2 separate regions of the Homo sapiens genome follow, and region 1 is linked to region 2. A link is an interaction called in ENCODE POLR2A ChIA-PET data of the cell type or tissue named here. Cell type or tissue: HepG2. All regions are shown on one strand. Links, peaks and the distances in the headings refer to the core of each region. The heading gives the core; the rest is flanking DNA.

What was found. Peaks named below come from ENCODE experiments on the same cell type or tissue, not always from the same donor. Only the 100,000 strongest peaks of a DNase experiment are listed, where the experiment ranks them.
Region 1: POLR2A ChIA-PET joins it to region 2 with 12 read pairs; 26 of 35 experiments call an interaction of 5 or more read pairs at or near these places.

The regions. Positions count from the first base shown.
Region 1 is chr6:32,948,731-32,963,395 of GRCh38, forward strand. HLA-DMA (major histocompatibility complex, class II, DM alpha) reads right to left here and starts at 4,367. Exons shown (of 5, transcript NM_006120.4): 1 at 4,219-4,367; 2 at 1,789-2,073; 3 at 881-1,159; 4 at 541-669; 5 at 1-138. The coding sequence starts at 4,306. The coding sequence ends at 134. LOC124901302 (a long non-coding RNA gene) reads right to left here. Exons shown (of 3, transcript NR_190904.1): 3 at 14,563-14,665. In HepG2, for the core only: CTCF peaks have their summits at 4,669 (motif pointing left) and 6,486 (motif pointing left); DNase peaks (open chromatin) are centred at 4,531 and 6,471; H3K27me3 peaks cover 1,343 bases.
Region 2 is chr6:32,886,031-32,902,346 of GRCh38, forward strand. LOC100294145 (a long non-coding RNA gene) reads left to right here and starts at 8,146. Exons shown (of 2, transcript NR_037178.1): 1 at 8,146-8,897; 2 at 14,890-16,316. It also overlaps the pseudogene HLA-Z. In HepG2, for the core only: no CTCF peak of the experiment used is centred there; a DNase peak (open chromatin) is centred at 8,671; H3K4me3 peaks cover 1,980 bases.

The DNA.
Region 1 (14,665 bases), core at 1-8,000, 59 kb after region 2:
ATCTACACACACACCCCAGGGATGTCCCAGAGACTTCTACCCTAAGAGGAGATCCTGGGCAGGATGTGAGAAATCTGAGCATCCTCTGTTTGGATGGCCGAAGCTGCTGGCATCAAACTCTGGTCTGGAAGAATCAGTCTGGGGGAGAGACAGGGATGGAGGAAAGGCATCAGGGGATCCATCCTCCTCCTCCTTCTCCTCCTCCTCCTCCCCCACAAAGGCCTTGCTCGCCCTGCCTGCACCACACCCTGCAGAAGTTGATCTCTCCTTGTTCCCAAATCATCTCCAAGCACCCTTCCTACAGCACCCCATGATTCCTTTTTTCACTCAAAGCAATTCTTGTGACCCATAACTGTGTGTGTGTAACTGGGTCCCCAACTGGGAAGATGTGCCCCCATGGTGCTGGATACAGGCCCCCACACCCAAGGGCCTGAGGATCGCTATATGTCCCCCCATGCCACAAAATAATCCTGACACATGCACGCATGCACCACTGTATCTGGCTCCCACAGGCTCACCCGCCCCCTCCAGATGACATACCACCTGAGCAAGGCTTCCGGAAGTAGATGATGAGAACAATGCCCACGATGATGCCCAGCACACCCAGGCCAAAGGCCACGCCACACAGCACATTCTCCAGCAGATCTGAGGGCAGTGCGTTCCGGGGTACTGGAGGAAATGAGTGGCTCAGCCTGGGGACCTAGTTAGGGAGCCTCCCACCCAGGGAAATGACGTGGGTGTCTGGGATGACATGGGAGACTGGGATGGGCTTAGGGTAGGAATGGACTAAACAAGGTACCAGTGGAGAAAGAAGCCTCCTCCCATGGATCTATCCCTTTTTGCCCCCAAAAGGACCAGAATTCCAGGGAGAAAGCCTCACCCCAATAGGCAATTGCTGTGTAGCGGTCAATTTCGTGAGTCACAATGCAGGAGAAAATGTCAGAAGGTTCTGGTGTGAAGTTTAAGTAAGAAAAGGCCTGGAAGCTGAGTCCATCGACAGCTGAGACAAAAGTAGGCCCAAATCCTTCCACAGGGACGGAATGATGCTGCCAGTTCACTGTCAGCATGGGTGGGAAGAGATTACTGACAAAACAGACCAAAGTGTTGGGCTTGCCAAACTCCAGGGGCTTCAGCGTGAACACTTCAGCGATAGGAAACCCTGGTGGGGGGATTGAAGTGTAGGGGGAAAAAGAGACTAGTTTAGATGGTATCTCTGTGTTTGGAGGGGCCATGGCATATGGAGGGGAGGGCAGAGAAGAACACAGTGGGTCAGGCTTTGGGAGACAGAGATGAGCGAGGAGCTGGGCTCTGAAGGGAGGTCTTCTTCCAGGCAAGGACTGCAGCTAGACATAGAAGCAGAGCCAGATCCAGGCTACTCTGGACCCCTCCACCATGACTTCCTTCAGCACTTCCTGTCTAGAGCTCACATTGATGTCTAACCATGCACTGTCTTCTCACTAAGACATAGTCACGTCATCAGATATTTCCACTCTTCCCATCCATCTTGCTGGGCATAGTAGCACAAGTGTTAATATTCAGTAGGTATCAGTTGGTACCTGTTGAATTCATCACATTCAATACATAGTTCTGAATGCCTACTACATGCTAGGTACTTCGGCCCACCAAAAGAACACAGGGTGCAGACCAAGGCTGGTGGAAAAATTAAGGTGATGAAGAGAACCAGAAAGTATTTGAGATGGGGAGCTGGTATCAAGGGGAATTATTCAGTGTACAGATCAATGAGGTTAATGCAGCCCTCCTCCCTTCACTCCCCAGAAAACTCCTGACCTCTGGACACCGGGATTTTCCCATCAAGTTTTGGCCCTATTTGCTGGATCATCCACTCGCAGAACTCTTTGTCAAATAAAATGGCAGGAGCATCTCCCTGTTCCTGAGCCCAGTCAGCAAATTCGGGCAGGCGAGGCACCCGAGTGTTCTGGGAAAAGTCGAAGAAGAAAAGCTGGTCCTCGTCGTAGGCCTCAGAGAGTCCCACACTGGGACTCCCATCCTGGCAGTACACTGTGTGCAGGAATGTGTGGTTTTGCAGGTCATCTGGCCACATTGGAGTAGGAGCTGCAAAGGACACAGGGTGAGGTTCAGGGAGGTGGGAGCCTTCTCCTCCAACTTAAAAAACAGCAAGGTGGGGCTAGGCGCAGTGGCTCATGCCTGTAATCCCAGCACTTTGGGAGGCCAAGGTGGGTGGATCATGAGGTCAGGAGTTTGAGACCAGCCTGGCCAGCATGGTGAAACTCCGTCTCTACTAAAAATACAAAAAAGTAGCTGGGCATGTTGGCATGCGCCTGTAGCTACTCGGGAGGCTGAGGGAGGAGAATTGCTTGAACCAGGGAGGCAGAGGTTGCCGGGAGCTAAGATTAAGCCACTGCACTCCAGCCTGGGTGACAGAGTGAGACTCTGTCTCAAAACAAAACAACAAAAACAAGCAAGGCCTGCTTAAGGAGCGTGGGCTGAGGTGAGACCCTTTCCTGTGTCTGTTATTTAGACTCCCCCTCCCAAAGGGGGTGAAGAACAAATTATGGCATCTCTCCAAGCTTCCCCTGCCTATAAAAAGGCCAGTTGGCAAAAGTAAAGAGTTCTACTTTCTAAAGTGACAGATTCAGGCCAGGCATGGTGGCTCATGCCTGTAATCCCAGCACTTTGGGAGGCTGAGGCAGGCAGATTGCTTGAGCCCAGGAGTTCAAGACCAACCTGGGCAACACAGCGAGACCCTGTCTCTACAAAAAATACAAAAACTTAGCCAGGTGTGGTGGCAAACACCTGTGGTCTCAGCTACTCTGGAGGCTGAGGCAGGAGGATTGCTTGTGCCTAGGAAGTTGGGGCTGCAGTGAGCCATGATTGTGCCACTGGACTCCAGCCCAGGTGACAGAATGAGCCCGTCTCAAAAAATATATATATAAAGGCCGGGCGCGGTGGCTCAAGCTTGTAATCCCAGCACTTTGGGAGGCCAAGGCGGGTGGATCACCTGAGGTCAGGAGTTTGAGACCAGCCTGGCAAACATGATGAAACCCCATCTCTACTAAAAATACAAAAATCAGCTGGGTGTGGTGGCATGCGCCTGTAATCCCAGCTACTTGGGAGGCTGAGGCAGGAGAGTCTCTTGAACCCCAGAGGCAGGGGTTGCAGGGAGCCGAGATCACGTCACTGCACTCTACCCTGGGTGACAGAGCGAGATGCCGTGTCAAAAAAAATAAATTAAATCAAATAAAAAATTTAAAAATGTATATATATAAAATAAAGTGACAGATTCAGAGTCACTGTTCATTGTGTGTTTGGGGGCTGCACAAAGACACCTAGCCAAAGAAGCAAGTGAAAGCCTGCATTCTGCTCACCATGCCATACATCCTGGCATAGGGCTGTATCCTCCCAAAGGGGATTCCTTTGTCTAATTCATACCAGGCCACTGTATTGACTAGAGAAGGCCATGGATGGGTTTCTCACTCTTAGAAGGGAAAGAGGAGGAATGGCTACAGCCTCCCCAAGCCATAGATGGGACTGCCTCCCACTATCCCCAGACACAAATGGTAAATTGGAAAACCTGTATCCAGACATTTCTTCAGCCACTTCATTGGCACCAAGCGTCTCTCAAAATGTCTTCTGTTCCTTAACCTACCAGGCCTCCCAAAGACAGCAATGGGAGAAGTGACCCCATAACTGCATAAAATAATCCCTCTTCTTTGAAGCTCTTGGCAGGAATCGCTCAGCCAGCAGGAAACCTTTAACCCAATACCCAGAAAAACAGACATTTGGAGGAAGAGGGATCTTCCAGATTATTCTTCCATTCTGCCCCATCCTCTACAGAGAAGGAAACTAAGACACTTTTCAAGAATCACAAGATAAGTTAATGATAGAAAGCAGAGTAGAATCTTGAGTGGAGGAGTGAAAATAACATTCACTTTGTTCAAATCCCAGCTCTACCACTTTCCAATGGTGTGAACTTGCACAAATAACTCTGAGTCTCATTTTCTTCATTTGTAAAATGGAGAGAACAATCTCCGCTTCAAGAGATTGTCTTAAATGGAACATGCAAAGCATCACTGATATCGTTTACCAACCACACATAGCAGCTGTCTTTCCCCACTCCCCTGTTGTTTCCACTGCCTCATAAGACTTCCCACCACTCACAAAGCACAGCGCTTTTCCTCACAAAGCTGAGTGGGCTCCCTAGGTTCAGGATGGAAGTAAATAGGAGTACCATCTTACCTTCAGGGACGGCCCAGGAGTGGGGTAGCAGCCACAGAAGTGGTAACATCTGTAGCAGCGCAGCTCCTTGGTTCTGTTCATGACCCATACCTTCTTGCCACACAGTAGGTAGGAGCTACCAACCCAGCCAACCCAGCTTCCCCAACTCCCTCCCCGAGAGGGTGGCCTTAGATCATGTTTTGCCAGATCATTTCCAATAGGTGCCCTTGTCATTTTGTCTAAACCAATCAGAGAAGCGTAGGGTTTAACATCATCAGTCACTGGGGAGACGCCTGGGGCCAGTAACCTCCTGAAGACTTGGCTGTTTGACCAGGGCAGAGTATGGCATGTAACTGGGCTGGGAAGCCCAGTGGAGGAATGTTGCTTCCTGGTGGAGTTCCCTCTTTGGTTTCAAGCTGTCAGCCTCAGTCTGTAAGCGACCAGCTGGCTCTTCAGAGCAGTGCCACCTCCTGGCAGAATGCTGCAATGGGGAACCGCATCTTCCCCAAGTAAACCCCCAGGGCTCTTCGGACCCTGCCTTCTCCTCCCTCCTGGCTCTTCCTCTTTCTCAAAAAAACTTATTCTCCTTCAGGCATTAGCTCTAATTCATTTGGCAGACATATATTGAAAATACAAGAAATTCTGGGTGTTGGGCCCAGGGCTAGAAATACAAAGATGAATAGGCATAGTCTGCCTTCAAAGAGCTTAGAGTCTAGTGCTGGGGGAGGGGGCCAAGGGATAATTACACAACAATGTAATGTATTCAAATAAGAATGTGCCAAGTGTTTTGGAAGTCGCAGTAATTTTATGAGGATGCGGAATAGGAGGAACATAATCAGGCAGGCTCCTAAGACTTGAAGGAAAAACAATTTGGCCAGCAGAACATGAAGGAAGAGAAAAACACGCCAGGGCAAAGGGTAGGCAGAAGTACAAAGATCACAGGCATCCAGAGGTCCTCTTTGGAGACCCTGTGTACTAGTTGATATGAATGTTGTGAAGGTCGCTTGGGTGTTCCTGTATAATAGGAGGTAATGGGGGGTAGAAGGATGTTGTGATAAGCTACAAATTCTGGCAAGGGCCAGATCACGTGGGCCCTGCTACGCCACAAGGAGGAGCTTGCTTTTACTTAGCAGATGATAGAGATATTAAAACTGGGGAATGACAATCATTTTAGCATTTTGGAAAAAATGTTCTGATTGATATTTCAAACAATGAACTGGAGCTTTTAAAGAATTGAGGCAAAACTGCTGGGCAAGAGTCTATAGCATACCAAGATGAACAGTTGCACATATACACACCACTCCTGTAGCAATACAGCAATAATTTAAATGACAGATAATAAGAGCCTGAATTAAGTCATAATAAGAGGAGGCGGAGGAGATAGAATATCAAGATAATTAGGAAGTAGAATCTAAAGGGTTTGGCTACTGATTAGCTGTGGGAGTGGGAAGGTGGAGGAGTCAAAGATATCTCAGATTTCCAGCATGGGTGGCTGGGTGGGTGGTCAGGGATGGACTGAATTGAAGCAGAAAAGAATGCCATGGGAGCAGGTTTACAGAGAGAAAGAGCTTGATTTTGTACATGTTGAATTTGAAATGCCAGTGGAACAGCCAGCTGAAACTGCATGGGAGCGCAGTGAGGCGTGTGGGTATGGACCCCAGGTATGGTCTGAAGACCCTGATTTGAGAGTCATCAGCACAAATGTCGAAGCAGAGGCCATGAATAAGATCACCCAAGTAAACTGTGCAGAAGGAGTGGGAAGTGAAACAAGGACAAAAGCATGCATGGGCTCAAACCCCAAACCTCATACCAGTTATCCAGGATCCAGTCAGGAGCATTTAACTACTTTATGTGCTTCAGACTGAAAGAATTTAATATAGAGAATTGGTTACAAAGGTGTTAAAAGGGCAAGAAGTACAAAAAAAAAAAAAAAAGGAGAGTCCTAGAAATGTACATTTTAAAAAAAGATTGCTATCTGGAAATCAGAAGCTGCCATCATCCCTGAGCTGGAATCTGTAAATCTACTCATTGCCTTGTGAGAGACACTGTCATAGTCAGTTCCAATCTACTAGAAAGGTGCCACCTCCTTCAAGGCTAGAATCCTTGAGAAGGTACTTCTGCTCAGGAGGCTGGAGTCCTGAGTCTCCCATTCTTCCTGCTGCTACAGCTACAGCCAATAGCTACCAGCTATTGCCAGCCACCGACACTGTTTAGAGGCTGAAGCAGGATGCTTCTCAGTTTCTCTTGCCTTCTGATCTCCCATCAGTGCCTCCTACTGGCAGAATCAAAAAGGAAGCCAGATGTCCAGGAAGGCTGGGAAATACACACCTGGCTGACTCCTAAGCTAAGCAGTTCAAAACACAGTAGAGGAGGGTGTGTGTGTCACTGAGACAAAGATAATAACGAGTACACTGAAATACCCTGGTTTGTAAGAATCTGGTGGCACGAGGACCATCCAGAGCACTAAGAAAAGACCAAGGTAGAAGCAGATCAGAGAAATAAAAAAGAGGTGTGCCATGAAGGAGGGCAAGGTCAGCATTTTTAAATGCTACTCAAAAGTCAAGAAAGGATTGAAAAGTGTCCTTAGATTTGGTGATTATGAGATGGCTGACAAATTTATTGAGAGCAGTTTCAGTGTTGTAGTGGGAGTCAACTCCAGATTGTGGTGGGCTGAGAAGTAAGTGGGAGGTGAGGAAGAAACTGTCAGTGTACATGCTTCAAGTTTGTTAGACAAAAGAAAGAGAAAGACAGAAGGGGTGGGGGAAGAGGCAGTGAGAAAGCTCTAATGTGGCAATCAAGTAATCTGAGAAATTAATATATGTGAATATTGTCCAACAGTGTTTCTGAGGCTTTCAAAATTCATACCTTCCACCTTTTTTTTTTTTTTTTTTAAGACAAAGTTTCCCCTGTTGCCCAGACTGGAGTGCAGTGGCTACTTACAGGTGCAATCATAACTCACTCCAGTCTTGAACCCCCGAGTTCAAGCGATCCTCCCGCCTCAGTAGCTGGGGACTATAGGCACATGCCACTGTGCCTGGCTTCATATCCTCTTTTGATAAACAAGTAATAGCAGCAGTAATAGCCAAAAACAAAAACAACTCTATGACCTCCTAGATATTCTGGAACAGCAATGTGTATATATGTGTGTGTGTCTGTGTGGTGGAGGCAGGGTGCCAGGGAAGGACTAGGGTTTGGAAATCATGGTAACCCTCCAGAAAACAAAAGAACATTTCCCAGTATCCCAACATTTATGCACTAACCCATCAGCGGTTCTGGCAGTGGGGAGATTCAGGCCCCTGGACAGTAGAAAAGAAGTTTATGAGACTACCAGTGGGGAGACATATGGGACACAGCCACCTAGAGTCCTAAACCAGGGGTTAGCAAACTTTTTCTGTAAAGGGCCAGATGGCAAATATTTTAGACATTGTGGGCTATCAGATCTCTGTCATGAGTACTCAACTGTGGCACGAAAGCCTCCATGCACAATATGTAAATGAAGGAGAGTGGCTGTGTTCCTAGTTTCCTCCTAGCTTTTCCTCCCACTTCTTGAGCATCTCCTTCTCAGTCTCCTTCATAGACTCCTTCCTTTCAGCTACTCTTTAAATACTGGTGTTCCCTGGAGTTTTTGTCCTCAACCCTCTTTTTATTTATGGACACTAAAATTCAAATTTCATGTAATTTTCATGTGTCACGAAATATTCTTCATTTGCTTTTTTTTTCCCTAACCATTTAAAAATGTGAAGACCATTCTTAGCTTTTAGGCCATTTAAAAACAGGTGGTAGGCAAGATTGTGCTCACAGCCCATAGTGTGCTGAATGATGCTCTACACGTGGTCAGAATTGGTACGAAAGCCCCAAATTAAACCCACCCTTCAAAGAAGAACCTCAGTCCCCTTATTATTGGATTGGCAATCAGTTAACAAACACTTTGTGCCAGTTACACCAGTCTATTTGGAAGGAGATCTGGGGAAGAACAGGAGAAACTAGACTGGGTGGAAGGGCATAGGAATAGGTACAGCAGACACTGCAATTTCTCTGGGTGAGAGGAACAAGGCAGAGGGGTCCAAGTTCTCCATAGGGAGCACAGTGTAGACAAGACCAAGGTGAGGACAAACATAACCATCCCTCACCAAGACTGTGGTGAGGGGTGGTTAACTCCATTCTCCCCTTCTATAATCTCAGTTTAAATGGTAACAAGTTCAAACACTTATAACTACTCTTCCCTCCATGTAATCCTTCCCCACCAGGACCTCCCAACTACCTCCATCATAAGTATCTCAGGAATAGTCTCTCATCAGTTTGGAAAGTAATAATTGTGGGCAAGAGATGAGCAAGGCAGCCAGTTCTGCTTTGCAGTAGTTCACTGTCTACTTTGTCATTAGCTATGAATGCCTCTGAAAATAATGGCACAGCACCGGTAAATCCAGGAGGCTCTGGCTTTCTAACACTCAGCTCTGCCATCCCTTTCTAGCATTTAAAAATGGACTCTATTTGGCCAGGCGCAGTGATTCACGCCTGTAATCCCAGCACTTTGGGAGGCCGAGGGGGGTGGATCACGAGGTCAGGAGATCAAGGCCATCCTGGTTAATGGTGAATCTCTACTAAAAATACAAAAAAAAAAAAAATTAGCCAGGCGTGATGGCGGGTGCCTGTAATCCAAGCTACTCAGGAGGCTGAGGCAGGAGAATCACTTGAATTCGGGAGGTGGAGGTTGCAGTGAGCTGAGATCGTGCCATTGCACTCCAGCCTGGGTGACAGAGCAAGACTCCATCTCAAAAAATAAATAAATAAATATATAAAAAGGACTCTATTTTTTTTCCCCTAGCAGAGTCAGATTTCTTGGAAAAGTCATGGGCAACTGTGGCCCCGCTCCCATTCTTGCCATTTAATCTTTTAACTCTCAACAATGCAATTGTTCACCAATACTTTTGTGTTGCCAAATCAAATGAACTAGTCTCTGCAACATCTGACACTGTTGGCCATACCCCATCTCCTAAATTGGTCAAATTTCTGGCATCCCTGATGGCACTCTCTCCTAGTTTTCCCTCCTACTTTTCTGGCGTCCCCTTTTCAGTCCCTTTGGGACTCCTTTCTTTCAGCAACCCTTTAAGTATTGGTGTTCCCTGGAGTTTTGTCCTCAACCTTTACTCTTCTTAGACTATACACTTGCCCTGGATGGTCCTCTCATTTACTCCCACATGCCTTCTGTTACCACCCATTTGCTAATGTCTTCCAAGCTTACCTCTTCAGCTCAGATCTTGCTCTGAGTTCCACACTACCCATATCTGAACCACTTCTGGTCAAATCCACTTGGATGCTATGCAATAGCAGTTTTTTGTTTTTGTTTTTTTTTTAAATATGGAACGCTTCATGAATTTGCATGTTCTTAAACTGTATTCTTCACAATAGCGTTCCTCAAGAAATAAAAAAAGTAAGTTTGATGATAGCAATCATTTATTTTTGAATTTATTTCCACATAGACATAATGCAACATCAAACACATTTATATAATATTTTTTATTATGTAACAATTTATTATATTTAATAAGTCTATTTATTGCAAGCAATAGAAACCAATTCTGGCTAACTTACATTTTAAAAATGAGGATTTATTGGAAAGATACTGATCTAACTCATGAAATGAAAGTAATAGTTGAATAAGCTAGCCTCAGGTAGAATAGCCACAGGGACCTTAGAAGCAGGGGTTGAGTTGCCATTAATATGCTCACCTGCAAAGGCCTCCTGCCTCTTTATCTTTCAAGTTTTGCTTTGCTGGGAGAGCCTCTCTCACTGGCTCAGCTTGTATTAGGTGTGTACCACTGGATTCATTGGTTGTGGCCAGGTACAGTATTACCTCTATGGATTAGAGCTATTCCTAGAGAAGGGAGAATCATATGAAAAGTAACCACCTCAATACAGCTATTTTCAACATATGGCATCTCAGACAATTGTATGAGATCATCTGAGGCATAAACATAAGGTTAAATCTGTGTATTAATGCTCAAACAGCATTTCCTAACTACTCAGGTGACATATGTCATCTGCTTGATGATCTCTGGTCGGTCACTTGTCTTATCACATATTCAAATTACATTTATCATGTGATTCAATATTGATTTATTAATTTAAAATTATATATTCCACGAATTTCCTTTGAATCTCTGACTAAAAAGGTTTTTTTAATTTTACTTTGAAAAGCTCCAAGCACACACAGAAGAGAAGAATCTAATAAACTCCAATGTACTCTCATGAATGTCAACAATTTTCAACATTTAACATTCTTCCATTCTTGTTTCATCTATTGTTCTGCATTTTTTGGAGTATTTTAAACAAATTCTGTCATTACATTTCACCAGTAAATACTTTTAGGCATATCTATAATAGATAATAACCTTTCCCTTAACATAACTATAATGCCATCACCACAACCAACAAAATTAAAAATTACTTAACTTCATTTGACCCAATCTGTTCATTTCTCCTAGTTATCTCAAAAATGTGTAAGAGAATGAAGTTTTAAATGAAAAGCAGTGTCTTATAATTTTCAAACCGTGCCATTAGTTTAAAAAAATTGGTGAGTTTTCTATTTTATGTTTCATAAGCTATTGATGGTTCAATAATGAATTCTAATTAGGTATTCCATAGGCAAATAAAGTTAGCAATTGTTACTCTGAATGTATCTCCATCTCAAGATTACAAGAGTACACTCATCACTTTCCCTTCCCAATATATTCCAACTCCTCTCTTATATTTAAGACTTCAGTGAATAACAAGATGTCCACCCGAGCTACAAATGTGGGTCATCGTTGATGACCCCATCTTCCTCAAACCTTCCCATTCAATTGTCCTAACAATTCTACCTTTCTAATAGCTCTTGAATCTTCCTTTCTTTTCCTTCCATTCCTACTGGTCCAGGCCTTCAATGGTTGGTTTTCACTGATTATTGCAACTTTCTTTATAATTGGTCTCTCTCTCTCCAATCTTATTATTTTCCACAGTGCTGCCAGAAGGATATTTTTATTATGCTTAGTTGATCATATTATACTTCTGCATGAAAACCTTCCATGATTGTTAATGATCTACTTTCCTTGTCATGACCCATAATGACCTGAAGTCTACTTACCTACTTCTATATGTCTTTTCAGGTGAAATCTCACTCCTCTCAGGAAGCCTTCCTTGAACCCAGAGTTGAGATTAATAGCCTCTTCAGTACGTTTCCAAAGCACCCTGTGTTGGCCATTATCACTGTTTTAATTGTATTATTATCTTCCATTTATATGTCTGTTTCATAGTCACCTCATCTCTACTGCAAGGTCCTTAGGGGAGGGTGTACTATATATATATATATCTCCACCAAGAGGCCCACTAAGTGACCTTTCACTCGATGAACAAATGGGCTACCAGTCTCTGAAGGTGCTGAACTGAGAATGGAAGAGCCTTCAGGTATTAGATGATGATGGATTGTCCCTTCTAACAGATGTTTCAAAGGTAAATCTTATCAGGTTTATCTATAAGCCATTCTTTTTTTTTTTTTTTTGAGATGGAGTTTCACTCTGTTGCCAAGGCTGGAGTGCAGTGGTACGGTGTCCGCTCACTGCAACCTCCGCCTCCCAGGTTCAAGTGATTCTCCTGCCTCAGCCTCTGGAGTATCTGGGACTACGGGCACGTGCCACCATACCCGGCTAATTTTTTTTTTTTTTTTGTATTTTTAGTAGAGATGGGGTTTCACTGTGTTAGCCAGGATAATCTTGATCTCCTGACCTCGTGATCCACCTGGCTCGGCCTCCCTAAGTGCTTTGATTACAGGCATGAGCAACCACACCCAGTCTCTATGAGCCATTTTACACCTCCACAGCCTTCCCTATATACTCTACTACCCTTCCAATTCCATTCTAGGCCCTTCCCAAGCTCCTTGCCAACTACCATTTTCTTCCTACTCCCTGCCACCTCCTGTTTCAGAGAGCAAACCTAGCCATCCAGCTCCCACATTTACTCTTATTTCTACCTCAGTACATTTCTCCATACCCATATTCATCCTCCCTTTTAGTGACATTACTATGATGCAGCAATCCTTACAACTACTCTACAAGGTTATAATTTATTATCCCCATTATATAAACAAGAAAACTGGGACTCAGAAAGGTTCATTTATTTAGCAAATATTTATTGGCCACCTTCTGTGTCTAGCAGTATGCTCTGTATCAGATACCTGCCATCATCACACTTAAAGTCTAATGAAAATAAAGAGACATTAAACAAGAAAACATACAAATTTATAAACTAAAAGGTCCACACACACACACACACAAAATCTCTTAGAATTGATAAATTCAGTACAGTTGCAGGATACAAAATTATCATATAAAAATTAATGGTGCTTCTGGATACAAACAGTAAACTAGTGGGAAAAGAAATCAAAGAAAGTAATCCCATTTACAATAGCTACAACCCCTCCCCCCACCAAAAAAACAAAATAGAATACCTAGAATAAACCAAGGAGGTGAAAGATCTCTACAAGGAAAACTATGAGACACTGAGGAAAAAAACTGAAGAGGTCACAAAAAAATAGAAAGACATCCTATGTCTTCGGAAGAATTCGTATCGTGAAAATGACTGTACTACCAAAAGCAATCTACAGATTTGTTGCAATTCCTATCAAAATACAAAGATATTCCTTGCAGAAACAGAAAAAACAAACCTAAAATTAATATGGAACCACAGAAAACACAAATAGTCAAGGTAATTCTGAACAAAAAGAACAAAGCTGTAGACATCATACCACCCAACTTCAAAATATACTACAAAGCTACAGTAACTAAAAGAGCACGGTACTGGCATAAAAACAGATACACAGACCAATAGAACCGAATAAAGGACCCAGAAATAATAGATCCACATCTTAACAGCCAACTGATTTTCAACAAAGGTACCAAGATATTCAATGGGAAAAGGACACACTCTTCATTAAATGGTGCTGGGAACACTGAATAACAATATGCAGAAAAATACAACTACACCCCCATCTCTCATCAAATACAAAAATTAAATCAAAATGGATTAAAAACTTAAATGTAAGACCTGAAACTATAAAAGTTACTGTAAGAAAATACTGGGGAAATGCTCAAGACTTTGAGCAAACATTTTTTGGTTTAAGACTTCAAAAGGAGAGGCAATGAAAGCAAAAATACACAAATGGGATTACATCAAGCTAAAAGGCTTCTGCCACAGCAAAGGAAACAATCAACAGAGTGAAGAGACAACCTTCAGAATGGGAAAAAATATGTGCAAACTATCCATCTGATAAGGGTTTAATAACCAGAATATATAAGGAACTCAAACTCAACAGCAAAAATCCTCCAAATAATCCCATTTGAAAATGGGCAAATGATCTGAATAGACATTTCTCAAAAGACATACAAATGGCCAACAGGCATATGAAAAAATTCTCAACGTTACTAACCATCAGGGATATGCAAATCAAAACCACAATGAGATATCATCTGAATCTAATTAAAATGGCTATTATCAAAAAGACACAGATAAGAGATACTGGTGAGGATGCAAAGAAAGGGGAATGCTCATATACTGATGGTAGAAATGTAAATTAACATAGCCACTATGGAAAACAGCATAAAGGTTCCTCAAACAACTAAAAATAGATCTACTAGATGATTCAGCAATCCCACTGCTGGGTATATATCCAAAAGAAAGGAAATCAGTGTATCAAAGAGATGTGTACATGCCCATGTTTATTTCAGCACTACCCACAGTAGCCAAGACATGGAATCAATCTAAGTGTCTATCAAGTGACTGGATAAAGAAAATGTGGTGTATATATATACAATGGATACTAGTCAGCCATAAAAAAGAATGAAATCCTGTCATTTCCAGCAACATGGATGGAACTGGAAGTCATTATGTTAATGAAATAAGTCAGACACAGAAAAAAAAATATCACGTTCTCATAAGTGGGAGCTAAAAAAGTTGATCTTATGGAGGTAGAGGGTAGAATGATGGTTACCAGAGACTGGGAAAGGGAGGGGGTGGAGGGGGGATGAAGAGAGATTCATTAATGGTTACAAAAATATAGTTAAATTGAAGGAATAAATTCTATAGTGTTTGATAGCACAGCTGGGTGACTACAGTTAACATTAATTTACTGTATATTCCAAAATAGCTAGTAGATTTGAAGTGCTCCCAACAGAAGGAAATAATAAATGTTTGAGGTGATGGATATCCTAATTATCCTGATTTGATCATTACACATCGTATGCATGTATCAAAATATCATATGTACCCCATAAATATGTACAATTATTATGTATCAATAAAAAATAAAAAAAAACAATTCAGAAGTCCATAAACTTGGATGGAATAAAAAAAAGTCAACTTTATTTTCAAAAAACTCTCACTGAAATCTAATTTTATGAATGTAGAAAATAAATCTTTGTAGTACCAGCCAGCAGCT
Region 2 (16,316 bases), core at 4,086-12,085:
TGCTCTTTTGAGCAACGCTTTTCAGATTATGTTCTCATACAGCCTTTTACAGCCCTTTACAGCTTTTCTGTAAACTGGGCTGAGATGTACCACTAAATGAAATTGAATGATAGGAGTCCATTGTGGTTGGAATAGATACACACAGTGATTGATTTAGGTAGATTAGAAGGTGGATGGATGGATAGATAGATAGATAGATAGATAGATAGATAGATAGATAGATAGATATGCGCACACACATTCCTCTCCTTGAGTCCCCCTGGGTAAGCCGAGGCATGAGTACTCTGAAGGAAAAGCAACCATGAGTGAGCTGCAGCATCCTTACTTAACCTCCAAACTTAACCTTTGTTGTAATATATATAGAAAAATGAGTTCCGAATTCCCTCCTTAATCTCCAACATGCAGGCACTATGCCTCTGCCCAGTTTCTTTACCCATGCCTTTTATTATATCCCATCCCCAACTGAACCCTATCTCGACCTGGTCAATAGGTGTGAGACCCAGATATTCTTATCCGGGAGATGCTATTTCTTTTTTTCCAGAGGCCAGAGGTGGTTTTTAGTAACCACCTGTATCATTTTGCAGGGGCTTCTTAAATGCGTGGCCAGACTCACCTCACTGTGCCTAGGTGCCAATATGGCCTCTCAGCTTTATTCCCCTTGCAATCCAAAATCTGCCAGAACTGGACAGCAGTTTGATCCTTGAATTAGACCGTGGTTCATGATGCTTGCTTCTCACCCTCCCACCAGCTGTGCTTTATTTTTCTTTGATTCTAACTATTACAGAAAAGACAAGTCAGACTCCTTCATCGCTGGGCAAAGTTCCAAGTAAACTGCATTGGGAATCCTTGGCATTTTAACAATGGCTCACTGCTCCCCTTGTGACTAATGGGCAACACAGGCCTGTTTATGAGTTCAAGTCTCTGTCCCTGGATCATGTAATTTTAATTGTTCTGTTACTTCATTTCAATCCTGGTCCCCACAGCATTTTTCTCACTGTTCATTTTCAAATTTAGTGTCCAACCTATTACTGTGTGCTTTTCTTAATCCCTAGACCAAGCACTCTCTGGCTTGCTCATTTTCCCACTTGGGCACCCTGGATCCCAGCCAGAGGTGGCCCTTACCACTTGGCTCCTCCCTCAGTGCCCTTGGACCTCTTTGGCTCGTAACTGCTTCTGCTGAAGGTCATCCTTTTGGCTCCATGATCTTCATGGCTGAGGTTGCTTCATTACTTCTGGAGGGAAATCTTGCTGCTTTCTGTAAACATTTTTTTCTCATGGCATATTTATGTGGAACTGTGCCATTTCTTTTCCTACTTATTCTGAATAAATTGAGCATTCCTGGACCAGATATTAGTGGAAGACTCCTATTGGATGGGGGTGGGATGATGGGTTGGTGAGAGAAGACATGGGCAATAGTAACCTCCCAGGTTTTACAACCGAAGGACCAATCCTTTATTACTAACACGTAAACTTTATCTTAAAATACGCTGCATCCATGTTTTTTCCAACTTGGGGAATTTAATCTATTTCAGCAAGGATTCTACCACGGTGTTAGGACCCCCTGCATTCCAGAGGGAACCTTTGTTATCTGCCACCTTGGAACCTCCAAAACAAAGTCTGCTCCCCCAATATGTGGGCCTTCTTCTGCCTTCCCCAGCATCTGGGCCTCACTGTAGCTCAGGCCAACTGCCAACAGCTCCAACCTAGGCTGGCTTCTACTCTTAGAGAGAGAATATTTTCGGGCCCTTTCCGAGATCCCGCACCACTAGTTCCCTCCACGCTTTCATCTGTTGCCACAGCAACATTTTGGCTTCTTATGCCCAGTTCTGCTCTCCGTTGCTTTAAGCACAAATGACATGCAATTTGGGATGTAACCATACTTTTTGTTTCCTAGTTTCACTAAAAATGAGGTTCTTGTGTGGTTTTCTTTTTCATTCTCTTTGCTGTACTATATAGAGAAATGAATTCTGAACTGAATTCCCTCCATATTCCTAGCAAAAACATAACTCCTTTGAATTGCAATTTTGATTTCCTTTTCAACCCAAAAATTAGTGAGATGTTTTTAAGTTTCCAAGTGGAGGCTTTCTTGTTAGTACTGTTTTGGTGAGGTTTTGTTTTGTTTTATTTTAGTTTTGTTTTGTTTTTCTATGTATGTGTTTTATACCGGTGAGAGAATATAGCCCGTGTAGTTTCTAATTTCTATTTAATTTTACTTTGTGGTTTAATGCATTATGTTTGGGAAAATATGCATTCACTATTTGTTGAGTACACAATTTTATAAATATTTGATAAGATCATTATTTGCTTTAGCAAAATATCTTACATTCACATTATTTTACAATTGGATATGACAGTTTAGTTTAAAAGTATGCTAAAAGCTCTTAAATGTGTCAATTTATCTTTCCTAACAAAGCACATTTTTTTCCCTAACTTTCAAAGACTTGTTTAGGATATGAAGGCTTATAACTTATGGGTAGTTGGTGAATTGTACATTTTAGCATAATAAAGTATCCTTCTTTGACACTGAAAAATTTCTTCATCATTTATTCTACTTTGTTCAATATTAGTATTTGTAATGGTTTGAATGTGTCCCCAAAAAGCATATGTTGGAAATGTAATATTCAATGCAACAGTGTTAGTAGGTGAGGCTTAATGATGAGAGGTGTTTAGGTCATGACGACTCCATCCTCATAAATGAATTAATGCCAATTACAAAAAGGCTAAAAGCCTGTGAATTCAACCTGTTGCACTTGGGCGCTCTCTCTTTCTCTTTCTCTCTCTCAGCTCTCTTTTTATCCCTTTTGCCTTCCACCACAGTATGAGGCAGCCAGAAGATTTTTGCAAGATGCAGGCCTCTCAACCTTGGATTTCCTAGCCTCTAGGACTGTAATAAGTCAATCTCTGTTCTTTAAAAATTATCCAGTCTTGGATATTCTATTATAGCAGCACAAAATGGAGTAAGACAGTATTTCTATCCATAATTAATTTTTGTTAGCATTTGCCTGAGTTTATCATTGTCCATTGGTTTAATCACTCGGTGTCATTTTGTTTTAGGTGCTTTTTGTTTGTTTTTGTTTTTATTTTGAGACAGGGTCTCAGTCTGCCGCTCAGGCTGGAGTGCAGGGGTGCGACTACGGCTCACTGCAACCTCAACCTTCCAGGCTCAAGCGATCCTTGCACCTCAGTTTCCTCAGTAGCTGGGACTACAGGCATGCACAACCACGCCTGGCTAATTTTTTTATTTTTGTAGAGATAGGGTCTCGCTATGTTACCCAGGCTGATCTCAAACTCCTGGGCTCAAGTGATCCTCCCTCCTTGGCCTCCCAAAGTGCTGGGATTACAGGTATAAGCCATTGCCACCAGCACTTTTTGAATAGCAAATACACACACACACACACACAGACCATCTTTACTGAGCAGAAAAATTTAGATTTAATGCAATGATATAAATGGACATTACAAATGCATATATATCTGGATTACTTCTGCCATCATATTTTTATATTTACCATGTTTTTTCATTTTTTAGTCTTCTGTCTCAATAAATTTCATCAAATTGCCTTTGTTACTTCTGTCTCTATGCAAATGATTTCTTATACATCTTTTTCCTTTTTTCTTATGATCCAGTTTTTGAAATATTTTTCTACAAATAAGTAATGCATGTGATGCATATCTACAAGAATTTTAAGCATCCATTTTTTCCCACCAGTCACATGAAGGAATGGAACGTTACCCTTAACATTAAAGTTTCCTGTATTTGTCTTCCCTTAGAATCTCCCTTCCTCTCTGCAAAATGCAACTATTATTCCAAATTTGGAGTTGATCATTATCTTGCTTTTCATCATAGTAAATATTGTCTTTGTCTGACAACAAATTAACATCATAATTAATATCAAAATGTAGTTTTCTGTTGTTTTCTTCATTCAACAATATGATTTTAAGAATTATGCAAGTTTATTATTTTATCTGTATTCCACTGATCTTGATGTTGCATAGAATTCCACATTATGATTATGCCAAAATTTGTGTATCAGTTTACCTGCAAATGGACACTGGGTTGTTTCCAGCTTTTTGCAATTACAAAGAATGCTCTCATGACTTTTCCTGCACATTGCTCTTGGTGCCTTATTCAATAATTTCCCTAAGGTGCATATATATTTAAGGGTAGAGCTGCTATGCTTTAGGATATTCTCAGCTTCAACTCTACAAAATGCCAATTTTTTTCCAAGTAGATTATTTCAGTTTGAAGTCCACCATCAGAGTATGAGTTCCCCTCACCCTACATCCTCATTGATTTTTGATAATGTTAGACTTTTCAATGTTTGTCTATTTAGTGATTTTAAAATGTTATTTCAAGGACTGTTCTAATTCACAATTCTCTGATAACTATTGTGAGCTTAACTTTTGTACGTTTATTGGTCTTTTATATATCCCTTTTTGTGAACTGCCCTTTCACATCTTTTGATCATTTTCCTATGGGGCTATTCTTAGATGTTCTGGATATTGATCCTATGTAAATTATGTGTGATATAAATAAGTTTAGATTGTGGCTTTTTTTCCTTTAGAGTGTGTTTTGATTAAAGTTTCTAATTTTAATGTGGTCAAATTTATTCATCTTCTCTTAACATTTTTGTTTTTAAAATGTGTATGTGTGTCTTTTTAATAAATATTTTTCTACCTTGAAGTCATACAAATATTTCTTTCACATTTTCATTTAAAAGTTTTACAGTTTTGCCTTCAATACGTCGGTACTTAGTTCATCTGGAATTTATTATGATGTATATATATCCACTAATCCAGTGTCATAAATTCAAACTTATTGAATTATACATCCTTTACCCACTGGTCTTTAATGACCATTCTTCACATACAAGGGGTCCTGACACTCTTTCCATTCTATTCTATTGGCCCAGTTGTCTACTCCCTCTCTCACCAATAATAGCACATGGTCTTAAATCCAGTGGTGTATATAATATCTTCTCATGTAGTCAGGAAATTCCCCAACTTCCTCTTTATTTTCAATGGTATTTTGGCTCTTCTTGAACTTGTGTTCCTTCGTTTCATTTTAATATCATTGTGTCCAATTCTATAAAACATTTTGTTGAAATTTTTCTAGAAATAGCATGAAACTATAGATCACATTGGGGAAAACTGGCATTTTAATGATATTGATGCTTCCTAACCATGAATGTATCTCTCCATCTGTGCAGTACTTCTTCAACTTCTTTTAATGATTTTAATTTTCCCCACTAAGATCTTGCATGCCTTTCCTTTTTGAGAATTTATTCCTGATTACAGTGGACCCTTCAACAATGCGAGGGTTAGTAGCGCTGACCACCTGTGCAGTCAAAAATCTGCACATAATTTTTGACTCCTCCAAAACTTTACTAATAGCCTACTGTTGATCAGAAGTCTTACCAATAACATAAAGTTATTTAACATATATTTTATATTTTTATGTGTTATATACTGTACTCTTACAGTAAAGTAAGCTAGAGAAAAGAAAATGTTGGCCAGGTGCGGTGGCCCATGGCTGTAATTCCAGCAGTTTGGGAGGCTGAGGCAGAAGTGCTTGAGACAAGGAGTTGGAGACCAGCCTCAGCAACATAGCGAGACCCCATCTCTACAAAAAATTAAAAATTTAGCCAGGTAGGGTGGCGTGCACCTGTAGTCCCAGCTACTTGGGAGGCTGAGGTGGAGAATCGCTTGAGCCCAGGAGGTTGAAGCTACAGTGAGCCATGATAACACTGCACTCTAGCCTGGGCAACAGAGCAAGACCTTGTCTCAGAAAAGCAAAGAAAATGTTATTTAAAAAATCATAAAGAAGAGAAAATATATTTACTATTCATTAAGTGGAAGTGGAGCATCATAAAGGTCTTCATCCTCATGTCTTCATGGTGAATATGCTAAGAAGGAGGAAGGGGAGGAGAGGTTGGTCTCGCTGTCTCAAGGGTGGCAAAGGCAGAAGAAAATCATATATAAGTAGACCTGCACAGTTCAAGCCCATGTTGTTCAAAGGTCAACTGTACTGTAAGTTTGTTATATAAACCAGTTAATCACATTTCTACTTTTTTGTTTTTATAGAAAATGCAATAGATTTGTTTATATATTTAGCCAACCACTGTGCCAAACTCTTAATTCTTATGTTTTAGATTATTTTTCTCTGTAGACAATTGTATCATCTATGAATAATGAAAGTTTGCTTTATTTCATTCCTATCCTTCCAACTTTTTTTTTGGTCTGTTGTTAAAAGCCCCCCTATCCCATGCCTAAGTAATAAGTAATCTCAATATTACATTCCATCTCATATAATAAAATTTGACTTCCTAAAAGGGCTTGCTTCTTTTTAATTCAATGTCAATGCTGGAATTTCAGTTCTTAGCCTTGAAACCCTGGTGAAAAAATTCTCAGCAAGGTAAGAAGGAAAAAAATGTTCTCCCCTGCTCCTGAAGCTGGAGAGAACAATAAATGAAAACTGTTGTCATAAATGGTTATTTCTAACAATTTTTCAAACCCCTAGACTTCAAATATTTTGGACAGGACCTGACAAAATGACCCTTAATCTGTAAAACATCTGTACTTTTGACCACTCATCTTTCTTAATAATTCAGTTCTCTGGTGATAATGTTTGAGCTTAAAATCTCTATCTTCAGAAGGTAACGTGATTTGTGAATTTTCTGTCAAATCAGGAAAGAATCACTGGCATTGCCCTCTTCCCACACATGCATAGGATAAAATAGCTCTACTGGACTTTTTATTAATCAAAGAGCCCGAGAGACAGCTGAATGGCTGAACCAAGCAGAGAGTGGAAACTTGGGGAGGGTAATTCCTTGCTGGGCCTTAAAAGGAGTCCACAAGATAGGAAAAAAACGAAAAAGCCAAATAAGATGAACCTCTATTCAGGCCCCAATGAGAGGCTGCTTGACTCTGATCTTTCGTTAGCTGGCTCAAAATTTTGTTCTTAAAGAATTATTTTTACTCAAAATCAAGAACTGTTAGAAAACAAGAAAAATTATGGAGTTTTGTTGTTGATTTCCACCTCTCTACATATATATATGAAATACATATCTCCTCCCGATACACATGCACACACGCAAAAACATATTTAACTGAAACAACGGTTTCATGAAACTATAGTTACTCTCATTACCTGTGATGCAGGCAAGTATTTTCAATTGTATTTTATTCTATTTCATTCTACTTGGAAAAAAAGTCTTTTGGTCTCAACATAAATGGGTTCTGACCTGCAGTTTCAAGCCAATACGTTACAGTAAGAGTAAATGTAGGGTTTCTCCCAGTTTTATCTGGCAGTCCCAAAGTCAGGATCAGAGTAACCGATGGAGCATCATTTGTACGCTCCACGTCTGAGGAGGAGGTCTGGGAAAAGATCCAACGTGTAGGACTGGCGCAGAGGCTCAGGCCTGTAATCCCAGCACTTTAAGAGGTGGAGGCGGGAGGATAACTTGAGGTCAACAGTTCGAGACAAGCCTGGCAAACATGGTGAAACCCCGTCTCTACTAAAAATACAGAAATTATCCAGGCGTGGTGGTGCGCACCTGTAGATCCAGCTCCTCGGGAGGCTGAGGCACGAAAATCGCTTGAACGCGGGAGGCGGAGGTTGCAGTGAGACAAGATCACACCACTGCACTCCAGCCTGGGCGACAGAGCGAGACCCTGTCTCAAATAAAAAAAATAATAATAATAATCCAATGTGTCCCTAGTCTGGCTTTCAGGGTCTTAGATGAGGTTCGGAAGTGGACTTAGGAGCCTTAGGAGCGCAGCCAGTGCTGTGGATTCCCACATCCACGGGACCTGCGGTTTCGGGTTATTCCATTCAGGGATACATGACGTCCCTCATTTCTACCTACCAGTGGGCTGGTCAAGATTCTCATTTATCAAGTCAGTTGGAGTGGGCTTAAGTAAGTTCTCAGCCAAGGCTGTGGGGTCTGGAGGACCAGATATCCCGACCAAAAGCCCCCCCTCCCATTCCTTTCACACGCCTGCCGCAGAGGTGCACGGGTGCGAGTGGGGAACTGAGGCAAGAAGCAGATGGGGCGGCACCGAGAGAAGAGAAACTACGCTAGAGGAAAAGCTCGAGCTGTTACCCCTCCCAACTTCTTCCGCCTTCCGCCTTCCCCCTTCCCCCTCTTTCCCCTCTTGCCCCTCTCCAGCTTTTCTGGTCCAACCCTCTTCTGCGCCTAACACTGGCACCTCCTTTTCTTCCGGCTGATGAATAATTGTCCGCAAACCAGCCTCTCTGGGGCACTGAGGGGCGGGAAGGTTAGAAGGAGCCAGGGCTAGAGTCCTGGAAGGTGGCAGTCAGGTCGCAGGGCCACAGCAGTCACTCTGCGACTCTCTCTTCCGGTGTTTCTCCAGCGCCAAGCGGGAGAAGACGGAGCCTGGGAGCTGGGACTGGAGGAGCGGGAAGCGCAGTATCGGGACCACGGCTCTGGGACCAGGAAAAACGCAGACTCTCCAGAGTCAATGTCTACTTCAGCCAGCTCAAGGGCGCGACAACCTGGCGCCGAGCATCTCAGGCCGCCGCGGGGACCCCCCCTAAGGGACTCGGGAACACCTGCCTACCCTAGAAGAGGCGGAGAATAACCCCGTAGGGAGTTAAGCGGCCTCTGCCTACAGCGTTCCTCCCGCCTCCACGGCGCCGAGCCCTGATTGACGTTCAGCCAGGCCAATCATAGCCTGTGTCTGAGGCGCGCGGAGCTGGAGCGCCCAGGGCATGTCCGCCGATCCCAAGGAGGCAATCTGTCAGGCGCCGCCCGGGCGGCAGTATGCCTGAGGGGGTCCTCCGTGTTCGCGCCTCCCGCCGCCTGCACTGAAAGGTCTGTACCTGAGCCTGGATACTTGAACAGAGGCAGACACTGCGGCTCAAAACCCCAAGGGTAGGTACCTATTGTGCGGAGTCTCGGAACGCCTGCCTGGAAGAAGAGTTCCGGCGGCTCCCCGAACGCTTGGAGAAAGCGCTTGGATGCAGTTGCAGGGTGAGATTTGAGACGGTGATTGTGTTTTCCAGCAGGCGCTCAGGCGGGGTGGTGAAGGAGGGATACAGACCTCTAAAGATTCCTCTCTCGTTGGGGTGAGGTGGGGAACAGCAGTGACAGTAGTTCTCATCCCTGAGCCTCCTCCGGGCCGGCCCGTGGAGGAGAGAGAAGGGGAGGGAGAAGGGTTTGCCCAGGCCTTCAGACACTTTACTTTGTGGGAGATGTATGTGCTGAGTGTCCCTGCTCTGGAGGGATTGTTAAAGAATCCAGGTTCTTGGGGAGTGTCTCAGGAGAACACTCCAGGTGATATCCTTATTCTTCCTATTTTCACCGTGTTGGTTTTTTTTTGGATATAACTTGTTCCCTTTAACCCGAGGTGGCCTTGGTGTCTGGCAGCTGTTTTCTCTGCCAGGCACCACCCTCTGGGCCTCACGTCTTCATCCCTCAAGTCCGCTGCCTCTGAGCTGCTACTTAGATCTGGTCTGTTTCTACCTCTGCTGGACCAGAAGTTTGCATTAACGCCCCCACCCCATCCTGCAAGACCGGCGCTTCCAACCAAGGGCTCTCTCCTCTGAACCTAGAACCTGCTTGGAAATCGAGTATTTCCTCTATGCCCAGGTGGAGATTGATGTTTGGGTTTCACATCTCCCAACTCTGTTGGGTACTATGTCGTTTCTCAGCTTGGTTGTATGTGCCTCCATTGAGTGGACCGTATCTCCAGAATTTCTCCTAACCCTCCCAGTGTACTCCCCTGCAATCCTTTCTTTTTTTCTCCAAATCCCCCACCCCCCACCAGAAATGACTTTACCCCTGTGCCACTTATTTTGGCCTGGAGCACTAAGGAGCCATACTACACCCAATGCCAGAGGTGGAACAGAAATGAGGTTTGAAATGGGAACCAGAAGCTAATCTGTGGGAAATTCTTTTACTCCTCAGACGTGTAAAGATGTGTTGGAGACTCTCGTAAATATGTATTCAGTAATGCAGCATATACAGTGATCACCATGTATTCATTTTTTATGGGAATCAACAATTCAGAATGATCAAAAATCCCTGTGTGTAGAGACATGAATCTATAGGAATATCACACATAGTGAGCACAACTGTGAGTGAAATCCCATGTTTCATGCATCCCAGCAGTCCCAAAGGGAGCCTCCAAATGTGTACGGGATTCAGACTCCATGTAACCTGCATCTGTCTATGCACTAGCTATGTGAGCTGTTACCTCAGTCTTGATGAGGTTACTCAGGAAGTCTGGGATCTTGATTTTTGCCGGTCACTGATCACCTGGCTACAGGAAAGGAGACCTAAATCCAGAACTTAAATTTATGAACACCAGGTCTGTAGGCACTAGACCTCAGAAGTAGGTGAGTAGGTGGCTATTGGTTGGTCCCTTCTGGAGTGAGGCAGAGATACCTATGCCATATGCAACATAAAAGGTTGCCTGAGCCCCTCAGCCTGAGGTAGAGTAAGGAGGGAGAGGTGGAGAGGGACTTTCTTCTCAGACCAGGGAAATCAGAAGCCATCAGATGCCTTCAGTAGGGAATCCAGCACAAAGAGGATCATAAGTCATCTCCCCACTTCTCTATAGTCATCATAGACGTAATTGCTAACCTACCCTTCCTTGGTGCTCTGGTTAGTAGAGTGAAGTTGAGATAATATAAATGAAAAAACTGAGCAGAAAGGGAGTGAGGATACGGGGCCTCTTCAGTTTGCCTTATGGGCTTCCCACTCTAAATAGATGAGGTACACAACATTCTGGCAGTATCACACTAGGGCCAGAGTTGGTAGCTCACAGATGTACGATAGAGGATGGAAGGAGTATGCCTCTCAGGCAGGCAAGTTTAGCCTGGTAGACAGAGGATGTGGCTTAAAAGTCACTGCCTACAAGACCAGTGCATGCAAGTGAGTCCCTGCTGCTGCTTGGATCAGAGGAGGTGAGGCAGAAGGCTGATGAAAACCCACCAACTGATGGTCAGTCCGAGAAGCAGTCAAGATGGAGAACTGCAAAATTAACAGCTTAAGTTTTCCAGGAGTCTCAGTGCCCAATGTCAGGTCTACCAGGGATGTCCAGCCCCTCTGGTCAGAGCCCCAGGAGCCTTGTCTGAATGTGGATCCCCTCTGCTTATTCAAAGAGACCTGGGAAGCTGAGCCAGGAACCTGGATAATGACCAGAAAGTCACCCAGACACCTGAGAAATGCCTCCCTTATATCCAAGAGATCCCTGTGTGTAGAACACATGAATCTATTGGAATATCACACACAGTGAGCAGACTCTTCTTACACTTACTAAACTCTCTTCGTAGATTTACTAAATTTTTCACCAGTGACTCAATGGAGCGAAACCAGGTCCCAGACTCGATTTAAAAAAAAAAACCACACACACACACACACAAAAAGTTCTTTAGGTGAGCATGTATGCATGTGTAAATGGTACTATACAATGGTATGATTGGATAGTCAAAGGAATATCTAACCCAAGTGTACATAAGGAGTAAATTTGGAGTCAGAGGAAGTTGGTCATTGTAGGAAAGTAACTGCTGCAAGAAAGATTTCTTAGAATGTAACTGTCTAATATGAGGCATTTATGCCTCTTTTCCTCCATGTTTCTAGTTTCTGCCTTGGGTTTGGCATTTATTGTTTATCCTGCTTCAAGTATAAGACTAGTGGTTTATTCGAGGGCCCACAACTTCCACTTCTACCCTGGCGTCACACAGATCATTTTCTCTTCTCAAGTCATTGTATTTTCACTGGTAGTAAAAGAGGATAATATCTTCATCTTCAAATAAATTAGTGGGAGGGATTCAAATTATGAGGGAAAAGAAAAATTGGTTCTTCTGCTGTAGGGAAGGGTTACTGAAAATTAAAGGACAACCTACTGAGCTGAAGAGAGCTTTGGGGTTTGGTAATTTGGGGTGTGAGGTGGATCTTCAGGAATGCCATGGGCTTCAAGACTAGTGTGTCTCTCCCTTAGTATGTTCCTCCTCAGTTTGAAAGGACTTCCTGGTAAAGGACTGAAAGAAATGTCCACTCCATCATGTCTCTGCTGACACCTAGCTTCTCTTCTCCAGTTATAAGTCCATTTTCCTACTGGGGTAACACAAGAAGGAGGAAGAATAGCTCAGGGGTCTTCCCTTCACATCTCTCCTACAAGGATTGTGAAATGTCATATGCCTCCTCCCATAGACTTAGATAGACCTAAAATTGTCAACATGTGTCCAGATAGTTGCAAAAAATATATAATTTCCAACATATTCTCCATATTAACACTTTAAAATAAAACTGTTAATCACTCATATGTTCAATTCAATCTAAATATCATAATGTTTTGACACCCATTATCATTAATTTAAAAAATATACAAACAACCTCTTTCTTAATGGTTGGAAATTTTACATTGCTCTTTTTTCCCACTTTGAATTCATATTTTTATTCTACCCCCCATGTAGAATTTTTCTTTTTCTTTTTTTTTTTTTTTTTGAGTTCTCAACCCTGGTTACATCCTAATGTAATTTTTTTCTTTGTTCTTGGAAATCTTTTATTGAGCCACCTATTCTGCTTCTTTGCAACAAAATATGTTCTTACATTGAATTTTTAATTTCTTGTTGTAAGTGTAAAAGTTATATGGGCTGGGTGCAGTGGCCCACACCTGTACTCCCAGCACTTTGTGAGGCTGAAGCAGGAGGATTACTTGAGCCCAGGAGTTCAAGACCAGCCTAGGCACATAGGGAAACCTCATCTCTACAAAAAAAAAAAAAATTACTGGACATGGTGGCTCCTGCCTGTAGTCTCAGCTACTTGGGAGGCTGAGGTAGGAGGATCACTTGAGCCCAGGAGGTCGAGGCTGCAGTGAGCCATGATCGTGCCACTGCATGCACTCTACCCTGGATGACAGAGTAAGATGCTGTCTCAAAAAAAAGTTATATGGATTAAGATAGGATTACCAACTGTTAGAGATCAAAATAATGTCAGTACAGATTGGATATGCCTTATTTGAAATGCTTGGGACCAAAAGTGTGTTGGATTTCAGATTATCTTGGATTTTAAAATATTTGTATATACATAATGAGATATCTTGAGGCCGGGACCCAAGTCTAAGCATGAAGTTCACTTATGTTTCTTATATACATTATGCACATAGCCTGAAGGTAATTTTATACCATATTTAAAATAATTTTATATGTGAAATGAAGTTGTGTTAAGTACAGTACTTACATGTGGCATCATATTGGTGCTCAAAAAGTTTCAGATTTTGGAGCATTTCAGATTTTCTGATGAGGGATGCTCAATCTGTAATACACATTTTGGTAAATAAAAGTGTAAGTTTGTAATGGTAAAATTTAACTAGAAATGCATCTCTTAATGAGATGGATAGGGACTTTATTTTCCCAATTTCATGTTGACAAATGTTACTTATTGTTAATGAATCTGGGCTGTATATTATTTCAATTAAAAAATTTTAACATGAAAGAACTAAGGAATCTTGATCATATAAATGAATGAGAAAATAAAGACTTGTTGAGGCAACTTCACCCAATTTTTAAAATTTCTTCTTAGTCGTATGCAAAACTCACATAATGGGCTATTATTAAATAATATTTTTAATAATCTGTCAGCTGACAACTCAAGTATAAGGTTCTTCTTCAATTTTGTTGAAAGCAAAGAATTAGAAACCAATTGACTTGCAAAACTATTTTTATACATACATTAGGTTCTTTCACTTTGTTTTTAGAACTATACCAAAGACTTCACAAAGTCTTATAAAATAACTAATAATTATACCTGCTGCTCTTTCCCTTAGAGATACCTTGTTCATGAATCTCAAATTAGATAAAACTAGGGTTAAAGAAAAACAACCCCCCACACACAAAATTGGAGATCAAAAATCAATAGGTTCTTAAAAAATATCTCTTCATTTTTTATGTCATCTGGAAGTGCCTTTTAAAACTATGACACAGAGATGGTGCTGTATAGTTTACAGTTCATGTGTGTGTGTGTTTAATTTCATTATTGTACAAAATTGTTAATTTTATAATCATGCATTTGATAGATGTAAAACAGTGTGTCAGCCTCCAAGCGGGAGAAATTAATCCAAAATAAATGAAGCTGGATTTCTAAAGTTTAGAGCATCACATCCAAGATTGCATTTGGGAACATTCTGTTTTGTATCCATACACAAATGAATTTCTGTTTTTAAGAACACAATTTAATCTACTTAGTGGAAATCAACAGCAAAATGAAGAGAAGGTATTAGATAATTAATAAATATAGGTTTACAGAAATTCTATTACTGACTGCTATTATGTGCATTAATTACAGCAGAATCCACAAAACATTTCCATCAAATTAAATCTTACTCTAGGAGGTATATGATAAAAATAAATAAATGAACAGAGAAATAACAGCATACTATAAACTGTTACCCAAATAGAAAAATATATTTACACTATCCAGAAATCTTTGGTAAAAGTTAATGAAAATATTTCCCCTATTAGTTAGAAGAAGTTCAAGAAAACATACATTAAAATACCTTCAATATGTGTTTGTTTTACTCCAAGATGTGATGTTGATCTGTGAGAAATTAATTTTGAGCGTTTTGCCTCCACTGCCTTGAAATAATGCAAAATAAGCAACTGAGCTGGGGGCAGTGGCTCATCCCTATAATCCCAGTGCTTTGGGAGGCCAAGGAGGGAGGATCGCTGGAGCCTGGGTGACAGAATAAGACTCTCTCTCTCTCTCTGTGTATATATATATATATTTGCAACTGAAGCACAGATGGGACACAGGTAAGTGGGAGAACTCACCAAGCTCTTTGTTAGTATTTAGAGTGTTTCATAGAAAGTTAATATTTCTTAACTTTTTTTTTTTTTTTTTTTTTTTTTTACAAATTTAGAATATCCTAGCTCTGAGACAAAAATTGGGAACCTCAGCATGAGTTTGTCACCTGAATGAAATAAAAAAAATCACGTTGAAGGCTGGTGCAGTAACATGTGCCTGTAGTCCCAGCTACTCTGGAGGCTGAGTCAGGAGGATCACTTGAGACCAGAAGTTCAGGAATTCAAGACTGGCTTGAGCAACATAGCAAGACTTCATTTCAAAACAAACAGAAAAAAGCCACCACCTTCAGTATTTCTTGCCAAAGCAAAGGAGCCATTTGTTCTTTACGATGGTCAGGAAAGGAAGCATCAAGGTCATCAAATGAAAAATTTTCAGCATTTCAGCCTCTCTGCTCAGGGAAATATCTGAATCTAGAATATCACAACATGAGCCAAAACCGCCCCATTTCTCATGCCACATGTCACTCTTAACACAAGGTTACTCAACCTCGAGCATGGTTGGCATTTGGGGCTGAATAATTCTTTTTTGTAGGGGGCTGTCCTGGGCATTGTAGGATGCTCATGAGCTACCTCAGTCTCTACCACCCACTAGATGCCAGTAGCATTGACCCCTGATCTCTCTACCCAAGTTGTGACAACTAAAACCATCTCTGGATAATGGAGGAACCTTAAATGCATATTGCTAAGGAAAAGCCAATCTGAAAGGATTACATATTGTATGAGTCCAACTATATGGTAATCTGGAAAAGGCAAAACCATGGAGACAGTGAAAAGGTAGTGGTTACCAGTGGTCCATGGGAAGGGTTGGATGAATAGGTGGAGCACAGAGGATTTTTAAGGCAGTGAAACTATTCTGAATGATACTGTAATGGTGGATACATGTCATACCTTTGTCAAAACCAATAAAATATAACAACCAATAAAACTGCACAAAGAGTGAACCCTAATGTAAACTATGGACTTAATAATGTATCAATATTGGCTCACCAATTTTAACAAATGTACCACACTAATGCAAGATGTTACTAATAGTGGAAACTGGAGGGAAGAGGGCTTGAGGGGACATACGGGAACTCTCTGTAATTCCTGTTCAGTTTTTCTGTAACTGTTAAACTGTCCAAAAAAAGTCTGTTTTTATAAATGGAGGCATGGTTTTATATGGACTAAAATACTATGATTGCCTTTTTATTTTACACATGGTGAAATTAGAGCAGGACATATTTTAAACTCAAAATTCACAAAATTAATTTATGAAAATGTTTACCCAGATCAAGAATATTAAAGAAACTTAGATTAATATTGTTACCTTGAATTTATTTTACTGAGTAATCCTCTAAGACTCCTCTACACATTATTAATCTAGAAGGATTTTTAAAGTCTTTATGACAATTAATTATTGGTCTACAGTCAAATTGCGTATCCCCATTAACTAGAGTTATATTTTTCCATTTTCTGATCCAAAAACTTTAGGAACAGGAAATGT